Linked DNA regions of Homo sapiens: region 2 is linked to region 1. The links are chromatin loops, found by intact Hi-C in ENCODE. Cell type or tissue: ascending aorta. All regions are shown on one strand. Links, peaks and the distances in the headings refer to the core of each region. The heading gives the core; the rest is flanking DNA.

Region 1 (2,924 bases), core at 208-2,707:
CTTAAATTATGCATGATTTTATTTTGTATGCATCCAGACATTGCCTACACAATAACAGAATACCCAGATATGGAATTACAAATTCACTTTTCTCTGATATTTTGCTGATTCTCATCATACAAATTCCATAACTTTATATATTTTTAAAATGTTATTAATATATGGTCATGTGTCACATGAAGATCAGAACGCATTCTGCAAAATCTGGCATTAGGCTGTTTCCTCCTTGTGTGAACATCTTAGAGTCCACTTATGCAAACCCAGATGGTGTAGCCTACTCCACACCTATGCTATATGCTCTATTCTATTCTCCCAGGCTACAAGGCTGTACATCATGTTGCTGTACTGAATACTTAGGCAATTGTAACACAACAGTATTTGTGTATCTAAACACACAAAGGATACAGTAAATATATATATTAATAGTACTGTAATCCTATGTCCTCACCATTGTGTATTCCAACTGTAGTTGTCCAAAATGTCATTATGTAGTGCATGACTGTATATCTGTGAAGACAGGAAGATCCTCAGACTCATTTTATTTAACATTTTGTTAGCTAGTTAAGAAAACCGTAAATATTTAGACAGAGAATCATGGGCTTCTCTGAACTCTCTCTCAAGACCCCACAATTGTTAGATATGGCCTCATGAAGCATTGAAGAGTGCATATGGAGGAAAATTATGAAAAATTATCCTAGAACAGATGACTGAAAAGATGAATTTTGGAAAAAATCTAGGTTATTATAACATATTTTAATTTGTACTAATTTTGACACCCCCTCAGAGGAATTTTTATGTTTTTGAAACAAGAATTATTTCTGTTTTTATCTACACACAGAGTTCATTTTATAAGTGCTTGGAACCCAACAGAGCTTAATGAATTGAATAGGATGTTCTTGGGAAAGAGAGTATAGATAATACGCTTCAATAGTTAAGACATCAGGTGAGAAAGCCATTAATTTTAGTTAAAATTACCATTTTAATTAGTCATTTTATGATAACATAGACAATGGAAGATGATTAAGAAAAATGAAGAATCAGCATTTCTTGATTCTTCAATAGACACTTGAAAAACTACAACACAAGGAAAACCCACTGTTTGATGGTCTAAGATCCTATCCCACTATGCTGACATTTGTCAAAACACTTAAATTGTTTGGTTTAAAGAAACTCCTTTTTATCCCTGCTACTAATACAAAGAATATACTTGTGTTTGTTCATTGAAGAGTTTCTAAGTATTAGAATTTCAGCAACAGGAAATTCATTTCTCAACTTGTATTCTTCACACAAAAGGCATCAAATTGCTCATGAGTTAATAGGTTGACAGCTATTGTCATTTCCTGGTGGGAAACTTTCATAGTTAGAGGAAAAGAAGGCTGAACACCAGATGCTGTTCATCATGTATTTTGGGATATGTTCTTGAAGGTCTGAGATTTACACTGAATTTATAAAGCAATGCCATTGAGTCAAGTAGAGAAGAATCTAGATTATAGAACAAGGCTGTGAAGTCAGATGGTTGTGCCAACAGTGTCTGCTGTGCAGAACCTTTAGCTCCCACTTCTCTCTCACATGCACTGAGTCAGAAAATGCTATTTTGTAGGCTGTAGCTACTTGTCAGGTTTATGACTCAACAAACTGAAATATTAGCCAAATGAAATATTGTTGTGCAATTCAGGGTGCTCACTCATAGCACATACAGTGTTGAATATAATCATCTATAGCTTCAAATGTGCTGGTCATGAGTCCACTAAGAAATGCAGAAAAGAAGCAAGAGGAGAAACAGTCTGACCTTAGCTGCAAAGGGCACCAGGATGCCAGCATGCTAGAGTCATGCTGGTTTCCCCCTTCATGGAAGTGACAGGCCCATGACAAATTTACGCAAATATGACATGGAAAATAATTTCTTGAAGAAAACTTCTTTTGCCATATGTTTCCTGGTTTTCTTCTGGTTTGGCCTGTGAATGGTATCAGTTTATTTTCGAGTCTAGTATCCAATATTCCTGGAAGCTAGGGCTGAGGAATGTTCATTTCACAGGATGGCCAAGGTCTGATATGCAAGGCTGGGATTGAGTGAGGCCCCAGGGCAGGCTGAGAACAGGAAGCGGTTTCACTGACATTCCATTCCTTTCTCTCCCTGACCACTCCCATCTCAGAGTGGCCAAGGATCACTGAAGAAATAGTAATTGTCATCTAAACCTCATAACAGGGGTGTCTGGCACTTGAGAGTTGACCCACTTCAATTTATTCAAGCTCCCACTCAAAAAAACTCTCCTTGACTTACAGGATATGAATACCAATTCCCTAAAGCAAAGCATAGTGAGAATTTCAGTAAAAGAAAAGAAACGAAAACCCCAGAAAAAGTATTCAGTAATTGAAGAGTCACCATCCCGAGGGTCCTATAGGAGCTCACCCTTGGTCGGTGAGAACTACTCAGTCAGCCTCACTTACCTCATTGCTCTGGCCAGCTCATACAGGCTTACAAGAGCAGGTTATTAAATGGTCAGGAATTTTGATAGCCAGTTATTCATTGTTGGAAGCATAAATTTGACCACAGTGGGAGTGTTTATGGAAATCAGCAAATGCTACAAATCTGATTTTTTTTTAAATTTGAAAGCTGTTTTACCAACACACCGCGGCTTATAGCTCTGCATAAACATAATCTGTATCAACTTTATCCTCTTTTTCCTCCCCTTACTATAGCCTCTGTCCTCTGCCCTCATTATCCTCTGCTGGGATCTCTTGAATATTTTTTCCCCTTTAGCTGGTTTTCTCTTTCACTCATTGATTTGTCCTGGGTTTCATCATCTAGGCAACTCTCACGCACAGAAAATTCTTGGGAGTTGTTCTCACTAGACTGATAGCAATACCACTTTTATTTATTATTATTATTATTATTATTATTTTGAAACAAGCAAAGGCTCTAG
Region 2 (2,924 bases), core at 142-2,641, 400 kb before region 1:
AGGGCTAATACTGAGGTTAAAAGGAGGGAACCACTGGAAGTCCTGAGCAAAGGGGGTTTGGGGTAGAAGAAAAGAGTAGGATGAGGGGTATGAGGGTCCTTAACCAACTTTAGGGAGTTGACCAACTGAGTGAACTGAAAGTCAACAACTGTGATATTGCAACAGTATGAGAAATGTGTGCCCAAGGCAGTGACTAGGGTTCAGACACCACCCTGGACTCCCAAGTCATTCCTACCTTATATTTTTGTAATTCTTTCCAGATATTTGTCAAACTAAGATTTAGGCCATGTAGGACAAGGATTGATCTGTTCCCTGTCATCCTCAATGGGAACACAGTTCTGGAGGCTCCACATACATTCAGTTTACCGACTCTACAAGCACATGTTAAGCATCAAGTATCTGAATAGGGCTCTGAAAGCCACAGATAGCACAATTCTTTCTATCAAGGAGCTCACAGTGTGGCTGAGGAGGCAACAGGCTATCTGACAAGGAGAGTGCCAAGCCCTTCTCAGGATGTGGGATAGGTCTCAGGGATAGCCCCTGTCTTAAAGAGTATACCTATGAGTTAAAATACATAATCATGAAAGAGAAAACTGAGATGAAGGAGTGTTAGACTTGAAGTAAGAGTTTTGGAAAAAAATTCTAGGAGAAATAGTTGAAGAGCTGAGTTTTGAAAACGAGTAGTTATTATTGTTACATTGAATTTAATTATCTTTCTGAAAAAAAGTTTTCTTTAAATTTATATTTTTTTCTTCTCACAGCTTTTATAGTGTCGTGCTTTGAATCCAGTAAGTGCATAAGGAATTGGGGAAGGACGTTTGGGGAAGGGGCTGGAGTAGTTTTAAAGGTTAAGACTTCCAGAAGGGACATGTAAGCATACATATATAAGCATTTATTTCTTTCAAATATGACTTCTTGGGCAATTAATGGAATAACACTTTAATTAAAGTCCTTTTATGATAACATAGAGCAGTGGAGCATGGCTAGGAAAAATGAAGAATCATACTCTTTCCTATCTTGATTCTTCAATGGATTCTTGAAAAAGTGTAAGAAGAGGTAAACTCATTATTTGATAGTTTAGAAACCTAGCCAACTCTGCAGGCATTTATCAAGACATTTCAATTGTTTGGTTTTATGAAAGTCTTTGTTTCCATCATTATTGCAAAGAATAAACTTTTATTTGTTCACTGAAGAGTTTCTAAAGCGTTGGAATTTTAGCAGCAGGAAATTCATTTCTCAACTTGCACTTATCGCCTAAGAGGCATCAAATTGCTCATGAATTAATAGGCTAAAAGGCCTTATTGTTTCCTGGTGGGACTCTTTCACAGCGCTGGAGAAAACTGAATACCAAGTGTTGCTCATCATGTGTCTTGGGATATGTTACTGAGGGTCTGAGATTTACATAGAATTTATAGGAAGCAATGAAACCGAGTTAAGTAGAGAGGAATCTAGATCCTAGAACAATGCTGTGGAGTCAGAAGGCTGTGCCAACAGAACCTTTAGCTACTACTTCTTTCGCACATGCACTGAGTCAGAAAATGCTGTTTCATGGGCTGTAGCTACTTGTCAGGCCACTGACTCAACAAACTGAAATATTAGCCAAGTAAAATGTTGCGCAATTCCAGCTGCTCATTCATAGCACAATCTGTAGCCTCAGATTTGCCAGTCTTAGTCGACTAAGAGGAGCCGACATGAGGCAAAAGGAGAAACAGTCTGACCTTAGCTATAAAGGACAACAGGATGCCAGCACACTAGGGTCATGAGTGCTCTTTTCCTCTTTCATTGAATTGGCGGGCCCATGACTAATTTATGCAAATATGACATGGAAAATAATTTCTTGAAGAGAGCTGCTTTGTGCCAAATTCTCCCTGCTTTTCTTTTGGTCTGGTCTATGGATGATATTAGCTTATTTTAGGGTCAGGCTTCCAATTTTCCTGCAAGACAGGGCCAAGAAATGTTTATTTCACAAAGAGGCCAAGGTCTCAGATGCAAGACTACAACTGAGTGAGGCCCCAGAGGAGGATGACAATAGAAGATGGTTTCACTGGCATTCCATTCCTTTCTCCTCCCCACACCCAATCTCAGAGTGGCCATGGTTCACTGAAGGAATAGTAATTGTCATTTAAACCTGGGAACAGTGGTGCTTGGTACTTGAGGGGTGACTCATTTAAATTTATTCACGTTCCCACTGGAAAAACTCTCTTCTCTCAACTAACAGGATATGAATACCAATTCCCTAAGGTCATTAAGATACTAGAAGGAACTTTCATTATAATAAAATAAAGTATCTAGAAAAATTATTCTGCAATAGGAGAATGATAGTCCCTTGGTTCTATAGGAGCCCATTGTTGGTCAACAAGCGTTTCCAGGCATCGCTTACAGTCCCTCTGAATTCTACCTGCGATGCGGTCTAAACATACTGCTCCTCCACCTGCACTGTCTTGAACTGGGTGGCTCCATTTTTTTCCCTAGATTTCATTCATTTTCTTTTTCTCCATCTAGTTAGCTCTGTTGGCAGAGAATGTTTGTCCTAGAGTTTGTTCTCATTGGACTGCTTGGTGAAGGTGGTTCTTTTAACACAAGCTGTGGCTCTAGAAATGAAGCATTAAAGATCGAGTATTTATTCCTCATGGGCTAGACATCCTTTTCCATGTGTTGAACTGCTATAGCATTCTGTATTCAAGTAGGAATTCCCAGTAATTAGCTCTGGGTCCACTTTTATTGCTCCCAATCCATGTCTACTGGAAACACTGAGTTCTGAGCAATGACTAATGTCTGCATGCCCTGGTGAATGAATGATCATAAGTGAAGGTGGAGAGAAATAGCACTTCACAGGTGGAAGGGACCTAAAAAATAAATCTGCCCCATCTCTCTCAATTTCCTGATGAACAAAGAGATATTCAGAGAAGTTACTCATTCACAGT

Evidence for each region. Hi-C counts contacts between places; a loop is a spot of excess contacts. Peaks named below come from ENCODE experiments on the same cell type or tissue, not always from the same donor. Only the 100,000 strongest peaks of a DNase experiment are listed, where the experiment ranks them.
Region 2: it touches region 1 in a loop (2.2-fold over the local background); 4 of 110 quality-filtered maps call a loop at or near these places.

What each region holds. Positions count from the first base shown.
Region 1 is chr4:74,107,615-74,110,538 of GRCh38, forward strand. No RefSeq gene overlaps it. Among named protein-coding and RNA genes, the nearest start is that of CXCL2, 9.9 kb to the left of the region's middle. RefSeq lists an enhancer at 1,898-2,192. In ascending aorta, for the core only: no CTCF peak of the experiment used is centred there; DNase peaks (open chromatin) are centred at 1,550 and 2,097; H3K27ac peaks cover 2,313 bases.
Region 2 is chr4:73,703,135-73,706,058 of GRCh38, forward strand. The region is part of intron 2 of INKILN (inflammatory MKL1 (MRTFA) interacting lncRNA); the gene reads right to left. Among named protein-coding and RNA genes, the nearest start is that of UMLILO, 5.8 kb to the right of the region's middle. In ascending aorta, for the core only: no CTCF peak of the experiment used is centred there; a DNase peak (open chromatin) is centred at 1,607; H3K27ac peaks cover 1,315 bases.